Regions from separate parts of the Homo sapiens genome. Here region 1 is linked to region 2. Evidence: read pairs that join two places in POLR2A ChIA-PET (ENCODE). Cell type or tissue: IMR-90. All regions are shown on one strand.

Region 1 (8,000 bases), 1.8 Mb before region 2:
AGGCTGCCTTCGTAATCTTTGCCAAATCTGCCTAATACTATTATGTACTTAATTTTTCTTTAAATCAATTTTTGTGGATAGTTAAGTAAAACTATCCCAGTGGAACACCTGGGTCCCTTGCTGGGCAATGGCCTTGAGAATCAGCTCATGGCTGTGGGTCCAGCAGAGCCACTGCCTGGAGGGCCACCCTTGGAGATGGGCAAGAGCAGGGACATTGAGCCCCATTCCTCCTGAGACTCCATAGTCATCAGCCTGCAAGTGGGGTCGAGGCCACATCGGTGTTTCGGGTCCACCTAAACTCACACTTGGGGGCCCCCCACTTAGTAGAAAGTCACAGGCTTGGGAGTCAGCCGAGCCAGGTCCGATTCCTGCCCTGCCGCTTCCCAGCTGGGTGATCTTGGGCAGGTCACTTGCCCTCTCTGAGCCTCGGCACTGTTGGCTGCACAGTAAGAATGATACTCCGTATCCGGAAGGGTTGCCGGGATGATGCAATGAATGCACCCACCCACAGCTGGTGGTGTTTAATGAACACGAGCTTAGGGTCCGTGGAGACACCCTGGAGAGGAGAGTGTTGACACCAGGATCCAAAAGGAGACTGTTGGAGGGGTTGGGGGACGGGGGCGTGAAGGTGTTTGGCCCAAAGCATGGGGGCTGGAATACAGAGGGGGCCTTGGCCCTGATACCCCCGTGCCCCTCAGGAGACGGTGGGGGAGCCATTCTTCCTGCTGCTGTGTGCCATCAAGCAGCAAATCAACAAGGGCTCCATCGACGCCATCACAGGCAAGGCCCGCTACACACTCAGTGAGGAGTGGCTGCTGCGGGAGAACATCGAGGCCAAGCCCCGGGTAAGTCGGCAGGGCGGGGAGGGTCCCAGGGCTGCTGTGTCGCCGCCAACGGCATTGACCCAGCCTTCCTCTGCAGGGCCTTGCTGCCTGGGCACTGACATAGTGATGGCAGCAACTCACTGACCTTTCTCTCCCACTCTCCCCCTGCAGAACCTGAACGTGTCCTTCCAGGGCTGTGGCATGGACTCGCTGAGCGTGCGGGCCATGGACACCGACACGCTGACACAGGTCAAGGAGAAGATCCTGGAGGCCTTCTGCAAGAATGTGCCCTACTCCCAGTGGCCGCGTGCAGAGGACGTCGACCTTGGTGGGTGGGAATGGGGGCAGAGACCCCGTGTCAGGCGCTTCAGCCGGGGCTGGCCCCTGCCTTGACGGGAAACACTCCTTTCACCTGGCATGGGTGCATGAATGTGGGGACACTGAGAGGATCCAATGAGGCCCCCTCAGCAAGAAGCTCTTACTCTGTAGGAGACAAGTCCTGCAGTGTGAGTGAACTACGGACAACAGCAAAAAGCCTTCAGGAAAGGCTTCCTAATTCCTAAAGGAGGGATGCTGGAGTAGGGTTGGTTTGTTTGTTTGTTTTTGAGACGGGATCTCATTCTGTCACCCAGGCTGGAGTGCAGTGGCGCAATCTCAGCTCACTGCAGCCTCGACCTCCTGGGCTCAAGTGATCCCCTCATTTCAGCCTCCTGAGTAGCTGGGACTACAGGAGTGCACCACCACATCCAGCTAATTTTACTTTTTGTAAAGATAGTGTCATGCTGTGCTGCCCAGGCTGGTCTTGAACTCCTGGGCTCAAGCGATCCTCCTGCCTCATCCTCCCAAAGTGCTGGGATTACAGGTGTGAGCCACCGCGCGGGGCCTGGAGTGGGTTTTATAGGAGTCTTGGTTAGGCCAAGGGTTTCATCAGCAATTGTAACATGAACAGCCTTGCAGACAAGGCCATTTCCAGAGCTCCTCCTCTGTGCCCTCCACCCTGGCACCTTCTCTTTGTACCCTCACACTCTCCCCCAGCTCTTTCCTGCCCTCCCCATTTTACAGATGGGAAAATGGAGGCTCAGAGAGAGGTATGGCTTGCCTCAGTTTACATGGAGAGAGCGAGAGGCCTCTCCCTATGTGGCTGGGCCGGTACCTACCCCTCAGGCCCAGCTCCCTGCCCGGACCCTGATGGCCTGTCCCTTGTCCCCCAGAGTGGTTCGCCTCCAGCACACAGAGCTACATCCTTCGGGACCTGGACGACACCTCAGTGGTGGAAGACGGCCGCAAGAAGCTTAACACGCTGGCCCATTACAAGGTGCAGCCCTGCCCCCCGCCCCCATTTCCCCACCCTCATGCCCCCACCCCAACCTCCGGCCTCTGACCTCGGCCTCTCCCCTCCCATCAGATCCCTGAAGGTGCCTCCCTGGCCATGAGTCTCATAGACAAGAAGGACAACACACTGGGCCGAGGTAGTGCGGGTGCACGTGGGAAGGGAGCCCAGGCTGCGTGTGGACAGGGGCTTCCATCCCATGCCCCAGTGGGGAAGCTGAGGCTCCGAGAGGCAGGGCTGGCCTGGGCTGAGGCCTCCTTGGTGGGGGCTGGGCGGGGCCAGCCTCCTCTGACCCAGTACTGCTGGGGCAGGGCCCACACCAGGCCTCCTCAAGCTGATTTCCTGCGGCAGCTGGAGAGAGGCCCCGGGAGGGCGGGATGCAGTTCCAGGAGGTCTGGGCAGCAGCCAGGCCAGAAGGGGGGCCAGCATGCCCGTCTCAGCCTTGGGCCATGTCCCTGCCTCAAGTGCCCCCTCCACACCCTCAGACGCCCCAGGCACAGCCTCCTGGCTGCCAGGCCTGCGAGCCCGGGATCCTCTGGGTCTCGGGGTCCCCTTCTAAGGTTGAGAGCAGAGTCTCAGTCTCTCCCAGCAGCCTGGGAATCTGGGCTGGCAGGAGCTCTGGGCTCAGGGGTGGGGTGGGCAAAGGCACCCACCCCCGCCTGCCTGGGGCCCCTCCTCCCCCGTGGCTGCATCTTCCTGTTTCTCTCCACCGCTGTCCCTCCTTCCAAGTCCCTCCATCCCGGGTCACTGTGTGTGTGTCTTTCTCTCTCTGCCTCACTCTGTCTCGCTCGCTGTGTGTCTCTGGATCTCACTTATCTCTCTCTCCGTCTCTCCCAGACTCAGTCTCCCCATGCGTCTCTGCATCTCTGTCTCATTCTCTCTGACTGTCTCTTTGGATCTCTGTCTCCGTTTCTGTTTCTCTCTCCATCTTTCTGTCTCTGCTTCTGTTTCTCTCCCCATCTTTCTGTCTTGTTTCTGTTTCTCACTCCATCTTTCTGTCTTCATTTCTGTTTCTCTCCTCTCCTCTCCCGTGTTTATTTATTGTGTTTTTCCTCTCACAGTGAAAGACTTGGACACAGAGAAGTATTTCCATTTGGTGAGTGCCCAACCTCGGCCCCGGGGGATCCAGCCCCTCAGTGGGTGTGGCCTTGGCTTTCTGTGGCCCTGGGCCTCTTGGGAAAAGTGCTCCCAGCCCTGCGAAAGGCTGGGGGGTGGGGGAGTAGGGATGGGGCCCAGAATCAGGAGGGAACCACAGCCCTTGTGTGCTAAGAAGCATGGCAGAGCCAGACCTCCCACAGGCGGCCGAGGATGGGGCCTGGTGCGGACACTGACCACTGCCCGGCCTCCCAGGTGCTGCCTACGGACGAGCTGGCGGAGCCCAAGAAGTCTCACCGGCAGAGCCATCGCAAGAAGGTGCTCCCGGAAATCTACCTGACCCGCCTGCTCTCCACCAAGGTGAGTCCGGCCTCAGTCTCCCCTCTGTGCAGTGGGTACAAGGCTCCAGCCCCAGCTCCAGAGGGTCATTGCTCAGGGCCAGCTGTGCACCCGCGGCTGGGAGAGGGGTGTGAGTTCTTCCTGTTTCCCCTGTGGGGCTGGAGGGGCAAGAGGCTGAAGGCTTAGGGTCCCACTTGAGGAGGCATTTCTCACAGCCAGGAAAAATGCCTGACAGAGACTTCTATGTTAGCCCACGTAACAGGGTACAGCAGAGGCCCAGAGGGATCAGTGATGTCCCCAAGGCCACGTGGCTCAGTGGCAGCGCCGGCACCCCACAGCCCATACTCTGGCACTTCCAGTTCTCGACTCCATGTGCCAGTGCCTCGATTAGTCCTTTCAACGCCTCTGGGAGGCAAGTGAGCCAGAGAGGCTCGGTGACCAGCCTGATGCCATGTGGCTTCCTCATTCAGCAGCCTGGCATTTCAAGCTCCGCAGAGCCACCAAGGGTGCCCACTAGCCCTCTGCACGTGGCCCGGGGCTGACGGCGGCCACCCCACTCCCCCGCAGGGCACGTTGCAGAAGTTTCTGGATGACCTGTTCAAGGCCATTCTGAGTATCCGTGAAGACAAGCCCCCACTGGCTGTCAAGTACTTTTTCGACTTCCTGGAGGAGCAGGCTGAGAAGAGGGGAATCTCCGACCCCGACACCCTACACATCTGGAAGACCAACAGGTGGCGGGTGGGGGGGCCGTGTGGACTTCACTGTGCCACTGGGGCCCCTGTGGCAGGGGGTTCAGAGTCTAGTCTTCTGGCCTCGCCTGCTTGGGGTCAAGCCCTCCTCTGCCATTTCCCAGCTGTGTGTTCTCGGATGAGTGACTTAGCCTCTCTGTGCTTCAGTTTCCCCTCCACTGTAAAATGCGACCCATGTTAATGGTGGGAATTAACTAGAAGAGTGCCCAGAAGCATGGTCTAGGTGTTGCCCTTACTATCATTCTCCCGCACCCCTCTCAGGTGGGCACCATCAGCTCCACTTCACAGATAAGCACACTGAGGCTCGGAGAAGCAGCACCTGCTCAAGACCACACAGCCTGGGACAGTAGAGCCAGGCTCGGCCCTACATTATCTGAATCTCTTACCCAGTTGGTAGCCCTCCTTTGAGGCACCTCTTAGCTTGTCGGGGTCATGCACCCCCACAAGAAGTTGCTGGAAACCCAGCCTGACCCTCAGGAAGAATACCACCAGCCCAGGCGCCTCTGTGCAGGGCAGCAGCTTCCTAGAGCTCTGGGGGTACACATGCCCAGGCTGCTGAGTCACTGGGTGGCCTGAGGTGGGGGTGGGGGTGTTGCTCACCCTCTCTGGCCTCTTGAGGACAAGGCCAGAGCTCCAGGCCCTGCCCCCCACAGCCCTGCCACAGCTGCTCTGCTAATGTCGGACTTCCTGCTGCCTGCAAGGGTTCAGGGAGGAGCCAGGGGTGCCCGGGGGCCGGCACCTGGTTCTAATGAGAACCAGGACCTGACTGGAGGCTCAGGAGGGGGTTGGGGGGTACAGCTAAGCCCTGTAGCTCCTGCCTTGCTCCAGCAGGAAACCGGGCTCTCAGCCCCACTGCACCCCAGCTGGCCAGGGATAGGCAAACTAAGGTTCCCAAAGGTCACATCTTGTGACAAGGCTCCAACCTCAGGCCCTTGAGGGACAAAGCCAGCTCTCTCCTCCACAACTGTCCCTCGACTGCTTCCTACCCCACCCTACCCTCACTGTCTTTGTCACCCTACCCCACAGCCTTCCTCTCCGGTTCTGGGTGAACATCCTGAAGAACCCCCAGTTTGTCTTTGACATCGACAAGACAGACCACATCGACGCCTGCCTTTCAGTCATCGCGCAGGCCTTCATCGACGCCTGCTCCATCTCTGACCTGCAGCTGGGCAAGGTCAGCTGTTCCCAGGACCAGGCCAGGCCCATGCACAGGGCCAGAGTGGGGTGCCGACCATGGGTAGCCTCCTCGACTCTCTGAGGCTGAGCTCAGAGATCTTCCTGGGAGGGGAACCAAAAGATCTCAGGTCTAGGGGATGTGGGATGAGTGACTCATTCAGACAGGGAGACACCTAGAAGCCAGTACCTTCCATCAGAAACTCTGTATCGCTGCAGACCAACTGCACATGCTGCAGCTGTGCCTGGCACTGGCTTTGAACACAGGCCTGAGAACCCGGTGTGGGAAAGCCAGTATGAGCTTGGACAACCTGCTTGGTCAGGCACAACATCATCTGAAAACCGGGCCAGGCTCTGGGCAGTAGCCCCTGAAAGTCAAAAGCCATTCAAGCGAGCATTCAGTGAAGGGGTGGGCAGAGGGGTGATGGGTGGCTAGGAGCTCTGAGATTCATGCGGTGTGTTGGGGGCACACAAGGCTGTGTCTGGCTTTAGAGGTTGAAGATGAAAGAGGATGGCCTTCCAGGCAGAGAGAACGGCGCAGGCAAAGACAGGGAGGCAGGAAAGCAGCCGGTTGCTGTGAGCAGGGATGAGATTGTATCATTAAAGCTGGCACTGCAGGATTGGTCCAGGTCGTGTGTGACCCTGCATTTAGCCCACGCATTTCAGAGACGGACCACGGGAAGGAGAAAATGCCATCGCTCCACTACTACTCACGTACTGCCTCCGAAGGCAGGGTGCCCGTGACTGACAAAGAACTGGGAGTGTTCTTGGCACTTCTTTCAGGCGTTAGGAGCATGTGGTGGGAAATATTCCACTGAGCCAGCACTCAGGCTTCCAGGAATCCTAGCCACCAAGACCTATCACCCTGAGAAGGACACATCCTTGTTACGTGGAATGGGCTGCGTGCAGTGAAGAGCTGGCATGCCCGTGCACTTTTCCCCTGAAAGAAGTAGGGCCCCTCCCCACCCACATCATTGTCCTAACAGTCCTGGGGAAAGTAGGCGGGGCAGACAGAGCACAGTGAGGAGCCCCTGGTCTGGGGCCGGCTGAGTGCGGGGACGTTCAGTGACCGGGTGAGACTCTTTGGGCCTCGGGGGCCTGCTAAGGTCACTTATGTGGCAGGAGGGATGAGGGCTCATCCAGAAAACGACCAGATCCGTCCTTTCTCCAGCAGCCATCTAACACCCTCGCTCTTCTCTGCCCAGGATTCGCCAACCAACAAGCTCCTCTACGCCAAGGAGATTCCTGAGTACCGGAAGATCGTGCAGCGCTACTACAAGCAGATCCAGGACATGACGCCGCTCAGCGAGCAAGAGATGAATGCCCATCTGGCCGAGGAGTCGAGGGTGCGGTGGCTCGGCGGCGGGGGATGGGGGCCTGAAGAGCTGAGGGATCGGGGGTCGGGGGCTGGGCCTCAATGCCTCCACTGGAGTAAGGGCAGGGAGCGCAGAGGGCATTTCAGAAGTGGCTGTGGCCTCTTGCTGGCCTGCAAATTCGTCATGCATTTTCCCAGAGTTTGAGGAGCGGGGGCAGGAGAGCACCCTCTGGATGGAGAGGAGATTGGACTTCAGGGTCCGGGAAGCCGTCTTCGTCCATGGGACTTGAGGGGCCTCATCGCTGAACTGTTCTGTGGGGGCCGTGGGGAGTTGGGGATTGTGTGCAAGCAGCTGGCTTTGCTGGGACTAGGCTCAGCTTTGACCGCTGGGCTAACCTCCTCCCCATCCTGCCTCCTTATAGAAATACCAGAATGAGTTCAACACCAATGTGGCCATGGCAGAGATTTATAAGTACGCCAAGAGGTATCGGCCGCAGGTGAGTGCCCCAGGGTGAGGCACCTGCCCTCGGGGTAGGTGAGCTTCCTACTCAAGGACACACATCTCAGGGTGCTTGCCCCTAATGGACGGATGTCACTCGTGGTAGACGTTCAGGGGTGTGTTCTCTCCCACGAACTGAGGCAGGGCTACCGGCCATGGCCCGGCTGACTCCGCTGCTCCCCTCAGATCATGGCCGCGCTGGAGGCCAACCCCACGGCCCGGAGGACACAACTGCAGCACAAGTTTGAGCAGGTGGTGGCTTTGATGGAGGACAACATCTACGAGTGCTACAGTGAGGCCTGAGACACATGGAGAGTTGGTCAGGCTGCTGCTGGGAGAAATGGACGCCCACTGGGCCTCAACTTGATCTTCTACCCCGTGCCTGTGACTCAGACTGGGAAATACTGAGCAGAGACGGCTGGGGCGGGGGCAGGAGGAGGGGCTGCTCTCTGAGACAGGGGCGCCCCCGCCTTGACCCCTGGGCACCTCCATCCCCTCCCACCTGTCCCCAGATCAGTCTCTGGGATGGAGGCCAGAGAGCTGGTCAGGCTCCCCCATCTGCCCAGCACGGCCTGCACTGTGCCCACCCACTTGCTCCACAACGTCCAGTTGGTCCTGCTGCCAAGAGCCCCGTGCATCCAGGCGGCCAAGCACAAACTGGGGGAGAGGAGGCCGC
Region 2 (8,000 bases):
TATCATGAATATTGCTGTGATGAACATACGAGTGGAGGTGTCTTTTTGGTAGAATGATGTATTTTCCTTTGGGTATATACCCAGTAATGGGATTGCTGAGTTGAGTGGCAGTTCTGTTTGCAGTTCTTTGAGAAATCTCCAAACTGCTTTTCACAGTGGCTTAACTACCTCAGTTTCTAATACTAGACACACATTAACTTTCTTCCAAAAGGACGAGCAAAAGATAAAAACTCAACAGAAATCTGAAAGACTCTGCAGCCCAAAGGAGGGGGGTATCCTGAGGAGGAGGCCTACATAAGACTCATAGAAGAGAGTCTTACATCATAGAAGACAGTGTTACATCATAAAAGACAGTCTTACATCAGAGAAGAGAGTCTTACATCATAGAAGATAGTCTTACATCATAGAAGAAAGTTCCACATCGTGGAAGATAGTTTGACATCATGGAAGACAGTTTGACATCATAGAAGACAGCCTGACATCACAGAAGATAGCCTTACATCACAGAAGACGGTCTGACATCACAGAAGACAGCCTTACATCACAGAAGACAGCCTTACATCACAGAAGACAGTCTTACATCATAGAAGACAGCCTTACATCATAGAAGACAGTCTGATGTCATAGAAGACAGCCTTACATCATATAAGACATCCTTACATCATAGAAGACAGTTTCACATCATAGAAGACAGTTTGGCATCATAATAGAGGATAGTCTTACTTCATAGAAGACAGTTTTTTTTTTTCTCCTGCCTCAGCCTCCTTAGTAGCTGGGATTACAGGAGCATGCCACCATGCCCAGCTAATTTATGTATTTTTAGTAGAGAAAGGGTTGCACCATGTTGGCCAGGCTGGTCTGGAGCTCCTGACCTTAAGCAATTCTCTCGCCTCAGCCTCCTAAGTAGCTGGGAGTATAGACACAAGCCACCACGCCCAGCTAATTTTTGTATTTTTGGTAGAGATGGGGTTTCGCCATGTTGGCCAGCCTGGTCTCGAACTACTGGCCTCAAGTGATCTGCCCACCTCGGCCTCCTGGAGGGCTGGGATTACAGGCATAACCCATCAAACCTGGCCAGAAGACAGCCTTATATCACAGAAGACAGCCGGACTTCATAGAAGATAGTCTAACATCATAGACGATAGTCTTAAGTCAGAAGATAGTCTTACATCATAGAAGACAGTCTTACTTCAAGATATTTAGAAAATTTCCAGTAACTTCCAACACACTTCAAGAAGACTTGGCCAGGCGCAGTGGCTCACGCCTGTAATCCCAGCACTTTGGGAGGCCAAGGCAGGTGGGTCACCTGAGGTCAGGAGGTTGAGACCAGCCTGGCCAACATGGTGAAACCCCGTCTGTACTAAAAATACAAAAATTAGCTGGGCGTGGTGGCAGGCACCTGTAATCCCAGCTACTTAGGAGGCTGAGGCAGGACAATCACTTCAACCCGGGAGGCGGAGGTTGCAGTGAGCCGAGATTGCACCATCACACTCCAGCCTGGGGGACAAGAGCAAGACTTCGTCTCAAAAAAAATGAAGAAGACTTGGCATCTATAAAATAAGACCCACTTATGCAGAGGGGAAGAAACTGACATCTGAAAAGATTCCGTGGGATCTAGAGCTTCTCTAATTATGGGGAAGGAGATTGTGAATAGAGAGCCCTTAGCCCGGTGCCTGGCCCATAGGCTCTCAAAATATGTTACTGTTATCATTCTTAAAATAAGTTATATTCACACACAACCTATTTTTCTAATGTTTTCCCTTATTAGGATTTATGCCAATTGGGGATTTTTAACCTGCAGTTTTAGCAATTCTGCCAAGCCAGGCCCTTCCCTGCCTCTCCCTAGACTCATGCAAGTTACAGAGTGAGACCCGAATGTGGCCTGGGAGCTGCTGAGCCAGCCAAGGGCCAGGGCGGCTGCCATTCTGCCACGTGCCTGGTCGACTCCGATTGCTTTATTTCTCTGGTGGAGCCACTGTGGTTCGCATGTTGGAGCTGGGAAGGGTTCCATCTGGCTCACAGCCAAGGAGGAATGGAGAATTCCTTCAGACTTAGGTAGGCTGACAATCAACATCATTGCTCCCAAGAAAAAATATTTTGAGTCATGACCCCTGGGTGGGATTGGAACCCTTCAGTTTCTGCCCAGATGTGCCTGCTTCATGGGAACCAGATGTGTTAAAAAGCAAAACACGGGCCAGAAAACCTGCCATGTGTGTAAAGAGGCTGTCTGGAGCAGTCTTCCCAAGGGCCCGCATAGCTTTGCATGTTCTCCAGTGGCTTGACTGAGGAAACCCTAACATGCACACGCAGGAGAGGCAGCCTAGAGAAGTGAACTGGTACCTACCGGCAGCTTTTCATCTTCAAAGCACTTCTGCAAGGCAGGGATTTTTTTTTTTTCTTTTGAGACAGAGTCTCGCTCTGTCACTAGGCTGGAGTGCAATGGCGCGATCTCGTCTCATCGCAACCTCCGCCTCCCGGGTTCAAGTGATTCTCCTGCCTCAGCCTCCTGAGCAGCTGGGACTACAGGCGTGTGCCACAACACCCAGCTAATTTTTGTATTTTTAGTAGAGAACGGGGTTTCACCATGTTAGCCAGGATGGTCTCGATTTCTTGACCTCATGATCTGACCTCCTTGGCCTCCCAAAGTGCTAGAATTACAAGCGGGAGCCACTGCGACCTGCCAAGGCAGGGATTATTATTCCTGTTTTCCAACTGAGGCACTTGAGGCTGTGAGTGACTTTCTCAAATAACAAGGCAGGGTTCATCACACAGCAATCCCTTTGCCATTACTCCAGCCTTTCTCGAACCCCTGTCCCTCAGATCTTAGAGATGCATGTGTGGACCACAGCAATGGACTTTTGGCTGTAGTCTTGGTCTGGGCAAGAAAAAAACGTGGATGGGTTGATATAACACAAGTATCTGAAAGCCAGATTGATAGATGTAAATTTCTAGAGAGAAGGACCTAGACATATAGATTTGAACTTAGTGAGTGGCCTCTGGGGGCCGGGATGCTGCATGTTTGTTCGTTTGTTTTTTGAGACAGAGTCTCGCTCTGTCGCCCAGGCTGGAGTGCAGTGGTGCCATCTTGGTTCACTGCAACCTCTGCCTACTGGGTTCAAGCAATTCTCCTTTCTCAGCCTCCCGAATAGCTGAGACTACAAGCACTCATCACCATGCCCGGCTGTTTTGTATTTTAGTAGAGACGGGGTTTCACCATGTTGGTCAGGTTGGTCTCGAACTCCTGACCTCAGGTGATCCCCCTACCTCGGCCTCCCAAAGTGCTGGGATTACAGGTTTAAGTCACTACTCCCAACAGATGCTGCATGTTAAAGGACTCATGCTCCTCTTGCCTTGAGGGCAGAACAAACACAAATGGAGCCGATGCAGTTCAAGGAATTTCCATAAAAGGCAAGGAAGGAACTCCGGGCCTCAAGAGTTTAAAACTGAGATAAACAGCCCATGTTAATATTTGAGTGTCCTGTTTCACAGTTTTGGGAGGAGGCTGGAGATGATATAATTATGGAGTTCAGTCCACAGCATGACATATGTAAAGCACTTAGCTCAATAAGCATTCCTTCCCTTTCGGGGTAGGGGTCGGGGTAGGGGGATCTTAGAGATGCACAGATACTCCCAATATAAACAAAACATAATCAACTGCAACCATGTAGAATCATCAGGACATGAAATGTGAGCTGAACTGTGGTTAGCCTGGAGGCTGCAGATGCTTCTCAGAGAGCTTTGAAGCAGGATGGCTCAAAGACAAACAAGAAGTGAGAAAGAAAGGAGGGAGAGAGGAGGCGGGGTGGCCCTCTAGTGCCTGGGACAGAGAGGTGTGCGGGAGGAGCTTTCAGGCTCCTTTAGGACTCTGATCTTTCAATGATCTGAAGAAAGCTCATACTGAAAGGTAAAGCTCCTCACACAGGGAATTTGGGAGTCAGGCTCTGCAGTTTTCTTCTATTTCTGGGAGCACTTATTTCAGCAGGGCATTTGCACCAAAGGAAGAGGAAGCCTCCTCAGACGCTGGGCCGGCCATACCCTAACTAAGCATGCACTTTGGGCAGGCACAGCACAACCTCAGCTGCAGTCTCAGTGGTACGGGTGGCATGGAAGACTGGGTGACATGGAGGACTGGGCCTCACCGCACTGGGGCCGGCTACCCCCTGGGGTTGCCATCAGAGCAAGTTCACACACCAGCCCACGGGGGAACTCGTGGGATCTGTCAGTGTGAGCGGAAGAAGGATCAGGCTCCTAGACTAGGGTCCCCCAGGAAGTGGGCAGGCTGGCTGGACTTCAGTAGGAGAACTGAGCTAGAAATCCAGGCATTCTGGTGTGGGGGAGGCAAGAGGCTGCGGGGCAGGCTGGAGTCAGGCTGTGCTAACGGGAAAATAGGGAGTCAGGGAAATTGTTTCCCATGCGACTTCCGTAAGGGCAGTGGACCGGGTCTCATTCAACTCAGGATTCTGAAGTGGCTTCACAAAATACGCTTAGTGTTCCTTACGGACGAAGGAAGGAAGAAAGGAAGGACTAACAGTGCCTTTATTTCAGGATTGTCCAATCTATCCCCCTCCCTCCATCTCATCTCCTGCTGCCATGAGGTCACAGTGGGAGTAAATCGTCCACGACAGGCAATGTAGTGTACTGGTTAAGAAAGGTCTTCAAATCAGATCTCTCTCCCTCCAAGCTTGGCATGTGTGCATTTTTAGCTAAATTCTTAACAGCTCCATGCCCAATTCCTAATCTGTCAAATGGCTTAGAATGTTACGTAATGCTGAGATCACACCTGGGGAGACGACAATGTTAGCTCATGTGGGTTGAGTGCTCCGATGCACGCTGGGCTCGTGTTTCACTCATTACCAATGTAATCATCACGGAGCCTCTGGGAGGTGTGTGCTACCATTAGTACCCACTTCACAGATGAGGAAACTGAGACATAGAGTGATTGAGTCACTTGTCACCTAGGCCTGCAGCCAGTCAGGGGCAGATCCAGGATTCAAGTCCAAAGAATCAGATTCCAGGGCCCCAGCCCACAGGATACTGCTTTTTAATCAGCGAGCACACTTACTACTAATCAGGGTGATTGTCACTTTACCCACCTTGGCGTAACCAAGGGCTTCTGATTTGTAGTGTTTTATGATAATAAAAAAATACATAGCTTGGAGGTGGGTGGCAGCATTTGTGCTAAAATATGCTGGATGCAAAGTTGTTCTGGGTCTGAGTTGTGCCCATTCTGAAAGGAGTATTAGATCAAAGAATGCTTACCTGTGCTGTGACTTTGTTTTATTATGGTTATAATTTTGTTTTCTTCTTGGAAAATGCCTCTATTAAAGGTCTGCCTCTTTCTTTCTTTTCTTTCTTTCTTTCCTTCTTTCCTTTCCTTTCTTTCCTTTCTTTCTTTCTTTTTGAGACAGGGTCTTGCTCTGCCACCCAGAGTGGAGTGGAGTGCAGTGGCGTGATCATGACTCACTGTAGCCTCCACCTCCCGGGCTCAAGTGATCCTCCCACCTCAGCCTTCCAAGTAGCTGCACCACCACACCCTGCTAATTTTTAAAATGTTTTTGTAGAGATGGGGTCTCACCATGTTGCCCAGGCTGGTCTCAAACTCCTGGCCTCAAGCAGTCTTCCCCTACTTTGGCCTCCCAAAATGCTGGGATTATAGGCGTGAGCCATCTCACCCGCCCCAAAATATGCCTTTTAAAAATAAGCTAAGATTGGGTTGGGTGTCAGGGATGATGAGTCTAATTCCCATTGTGTTCCCAAATCTCAAATTTTCCTTCCAGCCGTAGATGGGTCCCGGGCCTTTTCACATCCTAGCCCAGGGCTCCTGAAGCTGAGCCCACAGGGGATGATCCACAGCAGCTCCTCCCACCATGGCTGGGCTTTGCTCACACTCATACCCAGCTCCTCCTGGCCACCACATGCCTCAGGGCCTTGTGTCCCTTGGCATTCCACCCCCTCCTGCCCCACCTTTAATGCCCTTTGCACATCCCCCCACCCCTTTTGAGCCCAAGAGAGTTCCCACCTCTCCAGTGGAGCGTTTGGATAACCAGGTTCAGCTGCAAGCACAAGAAGCCTCTCTAGCCAGGCAAAGCAAAGGGATTTAACCTGGGGCATTGAGTGCTTTCAAAACTACTGGGCACTGCGGGAGTGGTCTGTAGGCCTCCGGGAATGCTTCATGACTGTTCCAGCCCACAGTTGTCTCTCCTATCTCTGATGCATTTCATTCATTCATTCATTCAGTGTTCATGGAGCAGAGGCAGTGCCGGCTGCTAGGGACAGGACACCAGGATGAATGAATAAAACATGATCTCTTCTCAAAGAACACAGGGCCTACACGCCCTGATGATGAACTCTGGATAAGAGCCATGAACAGAGTAATGCAGGGCCCCAGGAGGGTGCGCCTACCTCAGTGTTGGGGAAGCGTGGAAGGACTGCGGAGTGCGCAGAGGGCAAGAGCAGGCCTCTGCCCAATCATGGGGTCATAGACAGAGGGGGTGTGGAGGAACCACACGTCTTTCCCTGTGGTTGCAGTACAGGGTAGGGTAGGGGTGCCGGGACAGGTGACCAGAGAGAGGATAAGCTGGTCAGGGTGAGGGGCTTTTGGGGCATGACCTGACCATTACGTGGTGTTGTCTTATTATTTAATTACAGTGGTCAAGAAGGCAGACTTACCAGCCAGCCTGGCTGAGTTAAAATTCTGCTGGGCTCAAAACCTACTAGTTGTGTGACCTCAGGCAAGCTATCCAACCTGCGGACCTCACTTTTCTCATCAGTAAAATGGGGTAATAACAGTACCCACATCATGGGGGTGCTGTGAGGGTTAAATGAGTTGATATGTAATAACACACTTAGACCTGTATCTGGCCAAGGTGTCAGCTGTCAGCCCTGGATGTTATTTAATGCCTAACTCTGTACCAGGCAGCATGCTGGTGATTTTCCATAAATTCTCTCAATCAGTCCTCTCAAAGGCCCTCCCTGGGAGGCAGGCGTTATTGATCTGTTTTATTATACAAAGGAGAAGTCTATTTCTAGTTTCCTCTGAGATTTTAGCTCCTTCACTGGCTCTGTTCTATTTCTGTCTCCCGTGCACTGTCGCTGCAGGAGCCCTGCCAGAGACAGAGAGGAACCAAAGCCCCCTGGAACTCCAAGAGGAAGGACAAGTTAGATCTGGGCTTCCACAGAGCCATCATGCTCTCCTGCCTTAGTTACTGGAAAGGGATCCAACGCACTCTCACAAGCCCACACGCAGCCCGGACGGCAGACGTGCCGGTCAAATTTGTTAAAGTCATAAAATTTGGCAGGACGGAGTTTGGTAGAAGTGGAGGATGAAGTGAGGGATCCAGTCGAATGAGTGGGATGCTCTGGAATAAGCAAGAACCAAGAGCAGGCACTGCCTGGAGCGGCAGGCGATGCTCCCACCCCTCCAGCGAGGACACCCTCAGGGGTGTGGGACTAGTGTCCCCGAGGCTCCCCTCACCCAGGACTGGTGGCATCCCCACCTGCCTAGTGGTAGGAACAAACACTGTATCCCTCTGACCATACATTTCCTCTAACAAAATATTCATTTTCCTAAGAAAATGAACGGAACGTTCCTTCAGCTGGGCATTCCGTTCTTCCTTTAAGGGAGCCTGGCATTGCTTCGACAAGGGCAGGCAGGAAGGAGGCTAGCGTTTTCCCCTCTGCCAGCCGTTCCACGTGCTCTAGGGGACTGTCCGTTTAATTCTCTTGGCAGCCTCCTAGGGAGGCACTGTCATCTCCACTCTGTGGATGAGCAGTCAGGGGGCCAGCAAGTCCAGCCAAGTCCAGAGTCTGGCCAGAACAGGCCGGCCCCTTCAGTGGAGGTGAACCCCTTTCATCTCAGCTCTGGTCTCTGCCTTTCAAGGCAGCAGTGGCTGCTGGTGTATTGCAGGCGTCTTGCCCAGGGGGCTGGCAGTGACCATGAGAATGTGAGTTGTCCCTGGCCCTGAATCCTCCTCCTCATGCAGGAGGCGGGTGAGGCAGAG

Evidence for each region. ChIA-PET counts read pairs that join two places held together with the same protein. Peaks named below come from ENCODE experiments on the same cell type or tissue, not always from the same donor. Only the 100,000 strongest peaks of a DNase experiment are listed, where the experiment ranks them.
Region 1: POLR2A ChIA-PET joins it to region 2 with 16 read pairs; 1 of 35 experiments calls an interaction of 5 or more read pairs at or near these places.

What each region holds. Positions count from the first base shown.
Region 1 is chr3:129,555,939-129,563,938 of GRCh38, reverse strand. It overlaps PLXND1 (plexin D1), which reads left to right. Exons shown (of 36, transcript NM_015103.3): 26 at 699-845; 27 at 996-1,152; 28 at 2,036-2,139; 29 at 2,230-2,293; 30 at 3,216-3,250; 31 at 3,505-3,609; 32 at 4,156-4,319; 33 at 5,364-5,511; 34 at 6,716-6,856; 35 at 7,248-7,322; 36 at 7,511-8,000. The coding sequence ends at 7,627. Among named protein-coding and RNA genes, the nearest start is that of H1-8, 17 kb to the right of the region's middle. RefSeq lists enhancers at 4,879-5,173, 4,739-5,628. In IMR-90, no CTCF peak of the experiment used is centred here; DNase peaks (open chromatin) are centred at 2,518 and 4,968; H3K4me3 peaks cover 642 bases; H3K27ac peaks cover 4,313 bases.
Region 2 is chr3:127,787,104-127,795,103 of GRCh38, reverse strand. All of the region lies in intron 2 of MGLL (monoglyceride lipase), which reads left to right. Among named protein-coding and RNA genes, the nearest start is that of MGLL, 31 kb to the left of the region's middle. RefSeq lists enhancers at 3,501-3,600, 3,526-4,128, 4,129-4,732. In IMR-90, a CTCF peak has its summit at 3,803; DNase peaks (open chromatin) are centred at 2,033, 3,443 and 3,693; H3K27ac peaks cover 3,576 bases.